2 separate regions of the Mus musculus genome follow, and region 1 is linked to region 2. The links are chromatin loops, found by intact Hi-C in ENCODE. Cell type or tissue: heart. All regions are shown on one strand.

Region 1 (8,000 bases), 410 kb before region 2:
TGCATAGGTCAAGTCCATCTACTCTCTGTCCCTGACTCCTCCCCTGCAACACTCCTCTTGTCCATAAATAGCCCCTCTCCAGTTCCCTTCCCTTCTCTGGCCATCACTGGTCTGCTGGGGTTTCTGTAGCGAGCGAGAGCATGCTCTGTTTCGTCTTTCTGCTCCTCTACTACTGCTAGCTTCTATGATTGACAGTTTGTACACTTCTCTAGCTTATGTTGTTTCATTTTGTGGGTGTGGATTATGGGGTTCAACACCCACGAGAGCCAAGGAGGCTCAGGTGGACTACAGAGTTTCTTCAACGAGTCTTCTTTAGTGCTACTGTGTGGTAAGCCCTGTCCTTAGTTCCCAAATAGAGCTGGAATTGGAATCATCATCATGTTAGTACTCTTGTGCAATTGGAACTCTAACATGGAACTTGGAGGGGGCTCCAGAGGAGCTGAGGATACACATGTATTCTCTTGCTGCTCTAATTTGTTTTTAGTATTGGCACGAGCTTCCCTAGGGCTTAAAGAACAAACACATGTGTGAAGTAGTTGGTTCAGGCTAGCAATTGATAGCAGCTCAGTCCCTGGGAGAGAGATGAACATGGAGTTAGTCTACAAAGACCATGATGTCAGAAGAGTCAAAGAAAGTGAACCAGCGAAAGGCGAAAAATACTGAGCCGAGGGTTGTTGGGTCCCCCCCCCCCCACAAATTTAAGATTGTATCTTAACAAAACATAAATAAATAAACACCTTTGAAGTTGCTGTTGTTGTTTTTTAAGCTACAAAGATGTATAAGCTGTTAGGCCAAGTCTAAGTAAATAGAAAAGAATGGAATAGTGTGTGGTGAACCAGGATGAGAGTCCTCAGGTCTGTTAAGTGCTCAGCTTCTCTGGGGTTGCATTGTGGTGCTAGCACCATCTTGTGGTTGATTTCTGTCACTGCACTTATTTCTTGCCAGCTGGGCTTGCTTAAGACAGCACACAGCCTAGCTAGACTGTGAGGGGAGTTGGAAGCAGCACTCCAGCCCCAGTCTAAGTTCACTCATCTCCCAGGTCACAGGTGCCAGAAAGCTGTCTGCCCCTGTCTGGAAAGGCTATGTGATGTGGTTGTTAAGCCGGCTCCCAGCACAGAGCTGTGGACATCAGAGAATGGCACTTGTATGGACAGTCTCAGCAGTGAGGCTGAGTGAATGCGCCTAGACATCCAGCTGCCTGCAGACTGCTGGGTCAGTGCCTTAGGTCAGGGTTCAAAGGGTGCTGCTCCTACCTGCACCGTCTCCGCAGGCGCCGGCCCAGTGGGCTTGAGCACAGTCTGTGCACGCCCCCTATTTTTCCTTCTGAGACTAAAGTGTGAGCGAGGAGGAGGAATTTAAATTTGATTTTTTGTTTGTTTGTTTGTCAAATGGTCAGGAGCTGAGTGCTTTTGTTTACATGCTGTCTTCCTTGTCCCTGCAACATCCTGAGATAGCAGACTTGTGATCTTGTGGGACCTGTAGGAAACGGCTGAAGCATGCTCAGGTGTGGGTGGTCTCAGCTGTAATGTGTAGCAGATATCACATACCTGAACCTTCTTCAGGAACACGCATGCATTCTAACAAATACAGGAGCTGGTGTGGTTAACGCTGCATTTGAAGTGTAGGCTCACTGCATTTGAGAGACCAGAAGAAGGCAAGAAATGGCTCTCACGTGTAGCCCGCAGCTTCCCTAAGCTGCGCCCCGGCAGCTGCTTCCCTTTCCGTGGACACTGAAGACTGTTAATTGACGGGCCTCGTAAGACTCGCTGTTCTAGCAAGACTGTAGGTCAGAAGAATAACTTATATTTTTGCTTTTGTTATCAAACTTGCATCATCTAATCAAAAAGATAACTAGGCCAACTACATGGCATATATGTTAATGTTAGACCCTACATGTAGACAAATACATGTAATCTTTGTAGTGTTTTTTTTATAAGCCTTAGCTTGATATGGTTGGGGGTTCTCAAGTACAGTCCTGGTCCCACATCGTATACCAGTATATAAAATAAAAAGCCTCTCCTTATTAAGATTTATTTACGGTCATGGTAAATCTCTTAGCAACCCCAGACCTGTAGCACTGGATAGAACCATCTGAGCAAAGAAACGTCCCTTCTCCATGAACATGTCACCGTTTATAACAGTTATACTCCTTCATTCTATATAAAATGTCAGAATATCCCAAAAGATTTTAAAAAACAAGATCAACTTAGCCTTATTGCTCCAGGAGAATCATGTTTTACATTTTGGATGGCTGTTTTCTAATCTCTCCTTTCCCGTAAATAGCTTTACATAATAATGATGTCACACATCCATATTTTAAAAATATATGTTCTTAATGCTTCCATTTTAAATTTCTATAAACTCTAGATCATTTTAATGGGAGCATGTTGTCTTCTCTGTGATGTTAACTCTTGTTGAACACCTGTATATTTCTATTTATTTCCTTCACACCTTACTGTGCTGCAGTGAACGTGTCCCCGTAAGATTTATAATCTGGAGCATTCGTAGAAGACAGATTAATACAGAGTTTTCAGTTTTGCAGTTCACCACTTGGCAGTTTGTTCTGGACTCTGTTCCTTAGGCTTCTCTTGTAGGTCATTTCTGCTCTGTTCTCTGCTTCTCCTCCATGTTAGATGATGCCAAGAAATAACAACTGAAGTTGGACCAGAGCGGAGCACCTTCTGTGTGTTGCTTACTGAAGTCTCAAACCATTGTAGGAGAAAGTCTCTGTGACTGTGGGGCTTGTATTGTTGGGACTTAATGCTAACTTTCGAAGTGGGCCATAATAGATTTCCCTGATCTATAAAGCTCTTGCACAGACTCCAGGGTGGAACGCAGCTGGGATTCTTTTTCTAAAGTACTTCCGCTAGGAAGATTCCCAGTGTTGAGGCGGCTGGCAGACCTATGTGGGTCTCCCAGCTGGCTGAACTCTAACTCACTGACTGTTTCTGCTAGGCATTTGCACAAGCCTGTGACCTTTCTGGGGAAAGGCAGTGGTCTGTTTAGAAAGCTTCTGCATGTGCACACATGCTCCTCCTGCAGAATAGGCTTTGTCAGGTCCCACCAGGGCAGGGAGTTAGAAAGCGGTTATGCAAGCAGCCATCTTTGCTAGTGAGATTCTTATTTTAGGCTCTTAGCCTCGGTAGCTCTACATAGATGGGCACAGGTGGAGCGGCATGGTGGGTAGGGAGACGCCAGAGACGGTTTTCGGCTGTAACCCTGCCTTCGGTCCTGGGAAGCAAGTGTGCAGGGCGCTTCTCTGGCCTCCCCACATAGCAAGTATCACAGGGTCATGCCCTTGACCCTTCCCCTGTCATGTGTGCTTGAGTGAAATAGTATTATGATCTTGGCACTCTACGAATTGTATTGTTGGGACTTAATGCTAACTTTCGAAGTGGGCCATAATAGATTTCCCTGATCTATAAAGCTCTGACATTTTCCCAATGCGAGTAATTTTATGATGACCACCTCAGACTTGAGACTATTGATTTTAGGCCCTGTAGACTTTGGTGACCTGTGAAAACAGCTTCCATATTCACCGAAGCCATGGCGGCCAGGCCATGTATGTCCTGGAACAGATATGTGTGCACCCACATATGCATCCTGTGTCGACTTATCTATCTTTCAGTGTTGTCAGCGTCTCAGATGGCTTTTGTTGTTCAGTTAAAAAATTTCCTTATGTGACATTGCTTTTTAAAAAATTAAAATTATGATGCCACTTTATGATTAATGAGCCATTTTTTTTTACTTAGGCTTTATAACATTTTGATTTGTCTATGTAGTTGAGGTATGTATTTTCTAGATAGAATGGTAAATTGGTGTTTGTGTGTATGTATGAGGGCATGCTTATGTGTGTTCATGTGTGTGTGTGTGTGTTCATGTGTGTATGTGTGTTCATGTGTGTGTGTTCATATGTGTGTTCATGTGTGTGTTCGTGTGTGTGTTCATGTGTGTGTGTTCATGTGTGTGTGTGTGTTCATGTGTGTGTGTATGTGTGTTCACGTGTGTTCATGTGTGTGTGTGTGGCTTACTGGTTTTAGAAATTTTCTCTGTTATAATCCTTTTTATTGGCCAGCTACTTTCAAACTTTTCTGTTTACTTGTATTTGTGCTCTCACTTGAAAATAAGAAAAATGAGTAAAAATTTGCCAGACTTAACTATAAGCCTGTGACAAACTTGACTTTTTCATTGGTCACTAGATGGCACTGTTTGTTTGCAGAGTGCCATTAGAAAAAAAAAAAAGGAAAGAAAAGAAAGAAAGAAAAGGAAGGAAGGAAGCAACTATGGTAGTAACAGAAATTACTGCCTCATGAATAAAATATTTCTGATGGGATTTGCATTTCTATATTGGCTGAAGACACTGTGTTGAATGTTTTATTAACCAGCCCAGTGCAACTGTCAGCCTATTAAAGAGATCCAATGGTCCCTGTTTAGATAAATAAACTAAATAAATCCAATTCGTCAAATTGTGTTCCTGGCTGTTTATTTTCCATTCTTTTGATGTACAGTTTATTTTAAGTTAAAGCCACATTGGTTTAAAAATTAATGGGAAAATGTTACTTGGTGTTTGGAACATGAAGAAGCTAATTGCCATAGTCAAAAAGCCATCTCTGTTCTAATGTTAAACTGTTCACTCATAAATAGTAAACTTTCCCCTGGTTGCTTACACACTGTCTCGTGGTCAGAAGTCACGTGGCCCCTCAGATGGACGGCCAGAGACTGTGCGGTCAGAAGTCACGTGGCCCCTCAGATGGACGGCCAGAGACTGTGCGGTCCTCGTCTGTGTGCTGCTCAGCCTCCCTGGCATCGATGAGCACTGTGCGCGCCTTACTTGGTTTCTCCATGGCGCACTCATTTCTCAGGTATGACCCACAATTCCTTGGGCATCACAGTAGCTAATTCATTTCTAAATGAATGTCCTCTCTGAGTGCATCCAGCATCAAAGGGGGGAAGATGACAATGAGCAACGATATTTCCCGAAGAAACCAAAACCCTCAAGGTGATGACTCCATAATAAACCGGTTCCCCTCTGTTCGTTGCCCTCCTAAAGTTTATGCTCAAGGGAAATTCATGGCTGTATAATATAACACTACCGACTGAACTAGATATTTCAGACTTAGGCCCTAGGGCTACAACAATATTTGAATAAGACACGCCAGGCTTGTGCTTTGCCAAACTAAAATCAGTTGGTAACTTGAAATGATACATAACGGTTTTGACATCTCGTTTCTCTCTCCGTGAATCTTGACTTGCTTTTCATGCTATTCTTACTGTCTTTTATCCAGTTCTGTGCCGGCGAGGTTCAGAGCACAGCTTAAAGTGGGTTAGGCACTTTTGACTTTGCTCACAGCCTTTCAGGGCATTCAGCTGGTGCTGATGGGGACTGTGCCAGATCTCATCTCCAGGGGGAGGTTTTCAAGCTGTGCAATAGTAGCTGAGGATGTGCGTTCTGTCAACTATTTTAAGTTTGCTTATACAAGGCGTTAAAGTAGGGCTCGGATGGACCATGCCAGACTTTGCTATTGATTTCAACTTAGTATAAACCTGGTGGGTAGTGGACCACGTGTAAAAATAGTTTCATTTTTGTTTGTTAGTTGGCTTGAGTTTGTGTCCTTCGGAGGCTGGAAAAAAAATCATACTTAAGGGTATAAGAAATTTAAAATATGGAGTGAAATTGATTTAAGAGTTTTATTTTTTCCCTCAGGCTTGGTTTTGTTGTGAACCATCCAGTTCATAACACATTTAGCCAGTTTCTTAAAGTGACCTCTGTGGAAAGTGGAAGCGCAGATTCCCTTCCTTGATGTTTCTCTCCTCTAAGGTTTGCTTGTTGGGACTTTTACGACTGAACATCCATTGCCTCTTCACATACTCACCAGCGAACAAGTTTTGGTTTTCCTCTTCTTTAGTGTTTTTCACTCTGTGGACTCACTGTATGTTTTAAGGCAGCTGCATATTGTCTGTGAAGCGCACGCCCACACTTTTCTCCCCGGCTCGTGGTGCTCTTACTTCACCTACAAATGCATTTCAGCTGAAGGAGAGTGTGTGTGTGTGTGCGTGTGTGTGTGTGTGTGTGTGGGGGGGGGGGTCATACTCGCGGTCACATGATATTTGAACTACACATAGGAAGAGGAAAGTTTCCATCTCTCAGTTAGAAACCTACAGGTTTATAGGTGCTATTTCAGTGAAGTTTAAACTTTGCTTTCTTTTCCTTACTGAAGGAATGTGGCTCGGGGGTAGTCATTGCAAATATGGTCTGATTCAGGTATTCTATTCAGAGGCTTTATTTACACTTCAAAAATATCAGGTAAATATTGTTTCAGGTTGCTAGAAGTAGTTAATACCTTATTTTTTTCTTATATTCTAAGTGAGCTAAATTTGGTCATGGACCATGTTTTCAAGACACAAGTGGGAAATAGCGAGAAGGCACAGGGCCTGTGGTCTGGGCCCTCCAGCATGCGTGCTTTAGTTTCCTGATATGAACCTTTGAATTCTGCCCACATACAGGGGAAGGATGGAGGTCCAATAGGATCGTTAAGTATAAAAGCACTTGGAGAGCTGCATTAAGTCTTAGTCGGCAAGTTCGCTGTGTACAGACCGTAATCCTATAATTAAAGAATTTAAAGGTTAAAGTATCTCAAGGTCAGAAGATCCTTGAAAATCCTAAAAACTGTAAACCATCTTCCTCAGGGCTCCAGGGGCCGAGCTGCCAGAGCTTACACAAAGGAAGGAGGCGCTCAGTCTTCCATTGCCTTCGCAGACGTGGCCTTCGTGTTTGGGTTGCTTTTGTATGTCAGTACATTTTGTTTTGTAAAAGACATCTTAGAAATTAATCTGTGGGAACAGAAAGCAAGCTTTCTCCTTGACCTTGTGGGAGTAGAGGCAGAATTAAAGGTAGAGAAATTATGATATTATATACTTTATGCCTTTTTATCGTATGCATTTTATTACTCTTTAGAATTGTCTTTGCGCCAAGTTTTCATCTGGAGTTCAAAATACACATGCAGTGTCTTTGGCTTTCTTTCCTATTCTTTCTCTAGTTTCTAATAATTGACTTCCCTGAAACCTTCAGAAGTTAGTGTTGTAACTAGAGGCAGAAAAGGAGTCTGTAGTTTTTCCCTAAAAATTGTCATTAACATGAGCAGAGTTCATGCTAGCATGCCTAAGCCAACAACCAAATAGCCCGGTAGTTTAAAAGCTACCGAATTTCCCTCCCATCTGTTGAGAATTTGTTCTGAAACAGAAACAACATGACTTGAGCCCGGTTCCGACAGTAAAGCACATATTTCAAGGGAAAATTGGGAAGCTACGTAAGAGAACTTATAAGCTGGTAATGTTTGGCTGCTTCGTTGAATTTAGCTTTAGATGTGAAACTTCTCAACCATTTGCTGCCGTTGGTTTGGGTGTGGGCTACTGGGAGCTAAACCTAGGGCCTCACAGGTGGGAGACAAGCACTTAGCGAGGGATCGATAGCCTCAACCCCAAATTTGCATCTTTTCATATTGATTATAGCCTTAGTGATTGTAATCCTGTGGTAAGCAGAATTGAGGGGTGGTCATTAGGAGAGTGTGTGAAAATACAGAGAAGCATCCAGCCCAGCATGATGGCTGCAGACGGGCTTGAGAGAAGTGCCTTGTGGGAACTGGCGTCCAGACTGAGCCTTGAGAAGGGGTTTGAGAGATGAACATAGTCAGCTGAATGACCAGGATAAACTGCAGGACAGGTTGGAAGGTTAGCAGGGCCCACTGGGGCAATGAGAGTTTGGAGCTGGTTAAAATATTCTGGGCACAAAATACAAAGTTGGTCTCCTGCCTTTGTTGCATGTTGGGATCTGGGTATCTTTAAACATCCCTGACACCAGATGGTCTTCTGCGCACACACGTGTGACTGTATTGGTGTAGGTGTGATTTGTACATTGTTGTGATGGCTTTTTTAGGGCAGCTCCTCAAGTGATTCTCTATACTTGTGAATTTGGAACCGAGTAGCTGATGTAGGAAGCTAAG
Region 2 (8,000 bases):
CTTGATTACATACCTAGCTAAACAGCTAGATGTCGGGCTAGATGTGTAGTAATCTAAAGGCATCCAGGGGAGGCCCAGGAAGGGGACAGCTCAGTCGTTTGTGCACTGATTCAAGACTGGGCTGCATTTCATGCTTCGTGTTTTTACTTGGTGTCTTGAAATATTCCCCTTTCTGTCTCTGCTCTCCCTCTTAGATACTGCGCTGTCTTATTTATTTATGAAGTCTGAAGGTTAGTCCTACCTGCTGAGACTAATTAGCCCTCTGCTTTGTGTCCCATGCAAGCCGTCCGATGAAATGTACACATTTGTTTTGCTTTTTTTTTTTTTTCCAGGCTCTTTCTCTCTCCCTCCACTTCTGGTTTTCTGATGAATATGAAAGTTGGGAGGTGGGACTGTGATTCTCACCCGCCTCGCCCACCCCATCCTTATTTTGTCTGCATCTTTCCCTTTAGTGTGCAAATGTGCTTGGGATTTTTTTTTTTCCCAGTGCAGGGGAATTCGTTAGCCTTGTGAATCTCAGGATCGTTGTTTTCCGTTGTCTTCTTTCTGAGGCCTTAGCCTGTAGAACAGTTTTGTTGAAACCCCAAATTCTCTAAATATTACACAGTAAATTGGTTACTTTTGGAAATCTACAACAGATGAGCTTATTAAAGGGGAGGGTGGGTTAATTTAATACGTGGTGGACCTCAGGATAACATCACACCTAATGGCAGTTGCCAGTCCCCACTGACTCATTCTTTCTGATTTCTTTTTTCTTTGCTTCCTCTTGCCCGTTGGACGTCCCAGTCCACTTCTCATTGGTTATCTGCAAGGGAAAGGCTCTTCTGAGTCTACCAGACAGAAACACGGTTTGGGGATCCACCTTTCTCCTTTAACATAATTTTCTCCACCACCTCATAGCAAATCGGTTTGCCCTCACTGGAGCCTAATAACCAACAAACACCCATCTCAACTCCCAGGCTGCCCACCTCTTCCCAAGGGCTTCTGGGCCAGCTTTGGTGACTTTCTCCTGTCAGGGCCCTCAGCATCTAGAGCCTTAGGGCATTTCATCTCAGTCCCCTTTGGAGAAAAACTCCAGCTCTACTCATCCCCAGGGCTTGGTGAACTTTCACTTTTATTTTTCCCTGCAGCTGTTAACGCCCAAACATTTCACCTCCAAAGGACTTGGATCCTACATCACTTCCTACTTCCAACGTCAGTTAAAAAAATAAAAAAAAAACCTTTACATTTTCCTTAAGGATATTTTTAATACCCCAGACAATTTGTTTTCTTGGATAAAACGCCTTCTTGGCATATTTAACCTAGTGGGACTTTACATTGAATGACATGATTCACTGTCATTAAACAAGCCAAGGGAGGGGAGCCTTACCCTCCCTGTAGATGGCCCAGCCTCTCTGCTTCCCCTGGTTCTCTCAGAGCAAGAGAGGTAAGCCTTCTTTTGGACCAGTCGTGTCTTTTCCCGCCCCAGTGCGGCCGACTTCATCGGGGACTTAACCACTGAGCACCCCGTCCTTGTGTCCCATAGTCCTCCCCTCCTGGACCCCATCTTCAGGACTTCTTGGCTAACACTTTTTCTGGGCCTCTCCCCATCCCCGCCCCCCAAGTGGGCTTTCCTTCCGCCTTCCCCGGCTCAGATTCCGGACTGGGTTGCCACCCCCTTCCCCTCCTCTCCCGGTCCGCATTGTCTTTCGGAACCCGCCCCCTCCAGGAGCGAGGCCCGCACCGTCCGGGCGCCCGGCTCGCACGCTGAGCACAGGCCGCACCCCGCGCGCCTCCCGCGGCCCCGGCCCGCCCCGCTCCCTCTCCCGGCGCCCAAAGGATCATTGTTGGCCGCCCCCGCCCCGCCCACCCCGGCTGTTTATTTATGCACACGTCACCGGGGAGGCCCCGCCCCCTGGCATCTCATTAAGGCGAGTGTGTTCCTCTCGCCCTGTCAATAATCTCCGCTCCCAGACTACTCCGTTCCTCCGGATTTCGATCCCCCTTTTTCTATCTGTCAATCAGCGCCGCCTTTGAACTGAAAAGCTCAGTCTAACTTCAACTCACTCAAATCCGAGCGGCACGAGATCCTTCGGTGTCTTCGGCTTCCCCCCCCTTTGCTCTTATATCTGACTTCTTCTTGTTGTTGTTGTTGTTTTTTTTACCCCCTTTTTTATTTATTATTATTTTTTTTTTTTGCACATTGATCGGATCCTTGGGAACGAGAGAAAAAAAGAAACCCAAACTCACGCGTGCAGAAGATCTCCCCCCTTCCCCTCCCCTCCTCCCTCTTTTCCCCTCCCCAGGAGAGAAAGACCCCAAAGCAGGAAAAAAAAAAGTTAACCTTGGACTCGTCTTTTTCTTGCAGTATTTTTTTGGGGGGGACTCGCAAAACTTTTTTTTTTTTTTTTTTTTTTTTTTTGCTTTTTTTCCTCCTTCATTTTTCTTCCAAAATTGCTGCTGCTGGTGGGTGAAAAATGCCGCAGCTGAACGGCGGTGGAGGAGATGACCTAGGCGCTAACGACGAGCTGATCTCCTTCAAAGACGAAGGCGAGCAGGAGGAGAAGAACTCGGAAAACTCCTCGGCGGAAAGGGATTTAGCCGATGTCAAGTCCTCGCTGGTCAATGAATCAGAGACGAATCAAAACAGCTCCTCCGATTCCGAGGTAGGAAGAGCCCCTCGGGCTGGCGGGTGGCTCCAGCCGGTTCCAGGGCCGGGAGAGCGGGGCTGGAAGGCGAGCGAGGCGAGGCGGGTCGGGCTTGCGGGCGGCGCGGACGGTGGCCCGGGCTGCTGGCTGCGAAAACTTGTAACCGTGTTTTTCTGCACCCCTTTCTCCGCCGACCCTCCCTTCCCGCACCCCCTCGGCGCGGCTATCGCCCCTCGCCCTCCCCACCTCGCCCCTCCGGGAAGGCGGAAAGACGGCCTCCGCCTCGCTCCGAAAGTTTCCGAGATAAATCCCGGGAAAGTTTGGAAGAAGGTGAGTGCGCCCCGCGCGCCCCCAAAACCGCGCGGTTGCGTTCCCCCTCCCCGGGGTCGGCCTGGCGGGTGCCCTCGCCCCACTCCCCACCCACCCTACCCGAGTTCCCGCGCCGGCCGGGCCCCGGGGACGCGCGCGGGCCCTCGGGGGGACACTTGCTAAAAAGTTTCTCCCGCTCTCTCCCGCGCCGCGCGGCCGCCGCCGTCCCCTCCGCCGCCCCGCCATGTTAGCGGCCAAGAGGCAAGATGGAGGGCTCTTTAAGGGGCCACCGTATCCCGGCTACCCCTTCATCATGATCCCCGACCTGACGAGCCCCTACCTCCCCAACGGATCGCTCTCGCCCACCGCCCGAACCGTAAGTGCCACCGCGCTCCCCGCCCTGCCCGCCTGCCGGCCCCGCATGCCCTGCCCCTCCCCCGCCCCGCCCCTCCCCCCTCCCCTCCCCCCCTCGCGGCCCGAACTCTCCAAACTTTTTCTCTGCCTTTTGTGGACTGGGTTTGTTTGCGCTTCGCCATGTTCTGGCTTTTCTTGTGCTTGCCTCACGATTCGGGGAGCCTTTTTTTTTTTTTCCTCAGGCAGGGCTCTGTTGGGGTGCCAATCTGAACTTTTAATTTTTCTTTCTCTTTTCTTTTTTCATTTTTTTTTTTTTTGAGCTCTGATTTCCCCCTCCCCCCTCTTGCTGGTGGTGTTTGTTTCTTGTCCCTGGGAAGAGGACTGTGTGGCTCTTTCTTCTCCCTCTCTTCCTTCCCTCTTCTGTGCGTCTTGGGCTTTCCCCAGGTTAACCCCTTAGCTGCTGGCTGGGAGGCCCGGCTGGGCCGCGCGGGTTCCCGGTGCCTTTGGCTCCAGGAGCCACCGTGCTGAGCGAGCAGTCTCGGCCCTACGGAAGCGCCCGGCTCTGGCCCCAGCCAGTCATTTTAGCTTTCTAGTGGCGATCGCAGGCTCAAGGGCCTCTTGGCCCCTTCTTCCAAGGGAAGGTCACACTTGCCAGGCTTGGTCCCTTCGCAGGCCCGGGGGCCCTGGGCGTGCTTTTTCTCTGCAGACCCGGCAGGGCTTGGGTGCCCCACGCTGCTAGCTGCGAGCCGTGCGTGGTGGGGAGGCCTGTGTGGCCGGGCTTCTGGATTTGTGTGTAGTCGGGATGGCCTTTTGAGTGGACTTTTGTGTCAAGGGAAATTCGGTGCTTTCGGATGGGGTGCGGAGGCCTTCTTTATCCTGACCAGCTCACTGTGGGCCCCTGGGGCGGGGACAGAGGCTAGGGTGAGCGCTTTCAAGGAGGTGTAGGAGGTTTGGGGATGCCTCCCTTTCTGGGGATCGGCCACCCAACTTTGGGGAGTCCAGGGCAGCGGGGGGTGCCAGGCTCTCCGGGGCGCTCCCTGCGGCGCACCTCCGGCACTCACTGCAGACATTCGTTCCTGCTCGTCCCCTCCCCCGGGGCCTCTGCCCTCTTCCCTCACACTGTCCCCCTGCCTCCTCCCTTTCCCCTCTAAAAAGCCTGGATTGCGAAGCTCTAGACACACAAGGCGCGTTAGTACCCGGCTTCCCGGGGTTGTCACTTTGCACCTCTGGCCGCGGTCCCTACCTCGTGTTTACACACACTAGTTTTGTTTTTCTTTTTTTGCTTATTCAAGGTGGCTGTCTGAAATAATATGCTCACTATTGAGCAGTGCTGGGCTTGGATCAGTCAGACCTACAAGTGTTTTTAAGCATTAAAATATTAACTATCAGGTTTGACTTGTTTCCCCCCGCCCCCCAGGCTCTGGTAGAATGGCTAAAGCACGCTAGACTGGTATTTTTTTTTTTTAATGCCTAGGAAAGAAACAATCACACCCCCTCCCCAGCGCCCGTGTCTTCCGTGTCTTCCGTGGAAGCCGGGACAGAGGTACAGTCCGACCTCCTCCAGTAGGGCCCGCGCTTTCCGGAGGCTGCTAGCAGCCTCCGAAGCAGCGCCTGGTGTTTTTCTTGGTAGCTGGTGGGTCCGTGTTAGCAAACTGGACCCAGCAACATACCAAAGTAATCCTGGGGGTTCCCTCTTCCCCTCTGCCCCTTCCTTCTAGAACGCAGACCTCCTTCGTTTTATTTTAAAATCCACTTAGTCACCCGAAAGACCAACTGAATATTGAGCTTTGATGGCAGGCTTGTTGGCTTTCTTGACCCTTTTCAAACTGCATGTCTGTGACCGCTGGCGATCTTGCCACACCACAACTCCAAACTCACACAGTTATGTTGTGCTGTAATTAGGAAACAGGGAAATTGTTAAAGTCAAATAAATGATTTCCCGGTGAGACAAGGAAGGTTCCCAACCTAAGGCCCCCCCTTTGTGGGCTTTGTAGAAAGAGACAGCGTCTAGTTATTTTAATTGTGGACTTAGCGGGTGGCCCTGTGCTGTGACATCAGATTGACTCTGAGAATGCATTTCTGAAACCCAGTAGGCTGTTATGTTAGTATTTGCGTGTCAAACATCAGCAGACATATTTGTGCACGCTGCCTCGTCTTACTCTTTTCTTTCCCTTACCTGGTTAAGCAGTATGTGCTCCGAAATTGAGGTTATTTATTTAGGCTGCTGAGGGAAGCCTTGGCAAGGAGCTGAGAGGCGGGTGTATGTCCCTCTAGACGCCTTTGGACACTAGGGCCAGCTTGCAATTCCAGATTCCTTACAGCCCGGGGTGGAACCTACAGGCAAACCAGCGGTCCCAGGTCTGAAATTCTCAGGGCTTCATAGGGTCTGGTTTTGACTGTGAGTTGTAAAGACAAATTAGGAGTAAGCTCATTCGTTCTCTTCCGTTCCTGCTGGCTGGGGTGCTTTTTGCTGTTTTCTGTTACTTATGAACAGGACCGGCTAAGACTTTCTGAAATCCTGGTATCTGCTTTTCTGCTTAAGAATGTAAAGAATTAAGAATTATCATGAAATTGGCTTTTGATGAATCATCTCTAGAACAATCTTTTAATTGCTGAAGAAGTTGTAAAAGCTTGATAGTAATGATTTTTACTTTAGAAGGACATAGATTTCCTCAGAACATTAATTTATAATCTTTGATACATTAATAGAAATGGCTTATGAAGAGGATACATTCAGATAGAAAAATACATTAAGGAGAAGAAGTCTAGTTGAGCAGATGGGAAGGGTTGGAAGTGCCAATATTAGGGCTTTGCTCATGTTTGTGTTCCAGAGAATACGGTAACAGTACTGAAGTTGACAGAAGGGGTAGTTTTACTTTTATTCCCACCCCCCCAACCCCCAGCATGCAAGAAGACACAGGGCTGCAGTGGTAGGCACTGCGATGTGATAGATGTGATACGTGTGAGAGAGTTCGTTTTTAAGGGTGCTCTCTACAGCTTCATCCACCCCCATGGTTGCTTGCTTTCCGATGGAGCTGCTTGCTACCTAGGTTGAGCAGATAAGTGAGCAGCATCTTGAATTCATTTCTGAACTTGGAATGGAGCAGGAAACCAAGAGGGAGCCTATTCATCGAGGAGGTTTTATTTAGCCCGGCAACTTCTTTTTTCTGGCTTGCCCAGAAAAAAAAAAAATGGATGTTTTCACCTCACTCAAACAACATAATCCTTCCTGACACAAAAGATTGAGAGCCTGGTGCGTGAAGGGTTAATGTTGGGCCTTCCCTGTTGTCTTCCCACCCCCCACCTTCACCCCTGATTGTTTTGACAACACTTCAAAGTGTGACATTCCAAGCCCCTCTATAACAATGTAATATTACAGTAATTACACAGGTCATTACATTTTAAATAGAGAACAATAAAATGCTTATCGCCTTGAAGAAGAACAGGTGCTCCCAGCCTTCGTTAGTATTTATGCTAATTGTTTTCCTCTCCTTCAGAAATATTTATGGCAGACATGTTTAGATTTTAATCTCTGCAGCAAGTCTTCTGTGCTAATCTTCATAAGTTAGGGTTTAATGTCTGGGCTCAGCCTTCAGCCAGTAAGTCATATTTTAATGATTATAAATTTAATATACTAGTGCTTTGCCGTTTGTGGATGTTATGGCTTCCTGAGGCCCTAAGAAACAAATGTAGCATTTGGGATTCTAAAAGACTCATCTAGGAGAATCGGTCTTGGGGGGACTTAGCTCCTGCTTTGGGGATGCCAGCTTTGACAGCTGTGTTCTACCTTAGATGTCTAAAAGGTTTTGAGGACAACCATGTTGGTTCTTGTTTTCCACCCCAGTTTTCCTTTTTCTGGGAGGGATTGCCTTTGGAATTGCTGCTGGCCGTTGGCTACCTTTCTGTTCCTTAGCAAGCTATGGAAAAGTGACAGGAAGGTTTCCCGGACTAACCCCAAGAATTCTGCTCTCTGTTAGTGGCAAAGGAGAGCTGCAATTCTACATGACATTTAAAAGGGGGGTGGGGGGTACTTTAGAGGAAGTGCTTAGGGAACTGACATTCAATACTCACACCAGCGACTGTGCTTTTCAACATTAGGGTAGAAGTCTTTTCAAGCTCTGAGCACCTTCCCACGTCCCACAAGGTGCTCAGGTACACATAGAAAGTGCTCAGGCCTCCCTCACACCGCACAGTGGGCAGAGGGGAGGGCTTCCGAAGAAGATCTTGTCGGATGTTACTCAACAGGGACTCCCGAACCACACTCAAGTGCACTGCAGAGAAAGGACAGCTGCAAATTTTTGTGTGGATGCGTGTTTAGGACCGTGACTAAAAACTCCCGAGGACCTTTCCCCCAGCTGTCTGGAAGTTATGTGGAAGTTGGTTTATTGGCAGTTAAGTATGGGACAACCTGAATTGAGCAGATGCTTTCTCCTGTACAGGAAGTAGATGACATTGTATTGGGGGCAGGGAGGAGACCAGACAGGGGGTGATTTACTCCCTTAAAAAAATAATCTCAGACTTGCCAAGTAAGTAAGCTTTCAAGGAGGTGGGTGTTAGCCTTTTAGTCTTGGTGGGAGGAGAATTTGGTGATATTTTTGACCACATTTATAACGTTGCCGACACATTTCGACACTTTGAAAAGGAGGACTGACCAAGAGTCTCCACGGTTTTGTTTTGGAGTGTGTGTGTGTCTAAGTTTAGTCAGGAAGT

What was found. A loop is a pair of places that touch in the nucleus more often than their neighbours do. Peaks named below come from ENCODE experiments on the same cell type or tissue, not always from the same donor. Only the 100,000 strongest peaks of a DNase experiment are listed, where the experiment ranks them.
Region 1: it touches region 2 in a loop (2.2-fold over the local background); 3 of 42 quality-filtered maps call a loop at or near these places.

The regions. Positions count from the first base shown.
Region 1 is chr19:55,331,897-55,339,896 of GRCm38, forward strand. All of the region lies in intron 3 of Vti1a (vesicle transport through interaction with t-SNAREs 1A), which reads left to right. Among named protein-coding and RNA genes, the nearest start is that of Vti1a, 20 kb to the left of the region's middle. In heart, a CTCF peak has its summit at 4,199 (motif pointing right); no DNase peak of the experiment used is centred here; H3K27ac peaks cover 640 bases.
Region 2 is chr19:55,739,886-55,747,885 of GRCm38, forward strand. Tcf7l2 (transcription factor 7 like 2, T cell specific, HMG box) reads left to right here and starts at 1,925. Exons shown (of 15, transcript NM_001331146.1): 1 at 1,925-2,645; 2 at 2,891-2,957; 3 at 3,188-3,312. The coding sequence starts at 2,457. Gm31734 (predicted gene, 31734) reads right to left here and starts at 3,318. Exons shown (of 3, transcript NR_168128.1): 1 at 3,277-3,318; 2 at 2,324-2,707; 3 at 1-805. In heart, a CTCF peak has its summit at 4,864; DNase peaks (open chromatin) are centred at 1,756, 2,686, 3,226, 3,896 and 4 weaker places; H3K4me3 peaks cover 5,882 bases; H3K27ac peaks cover 5,833 bases.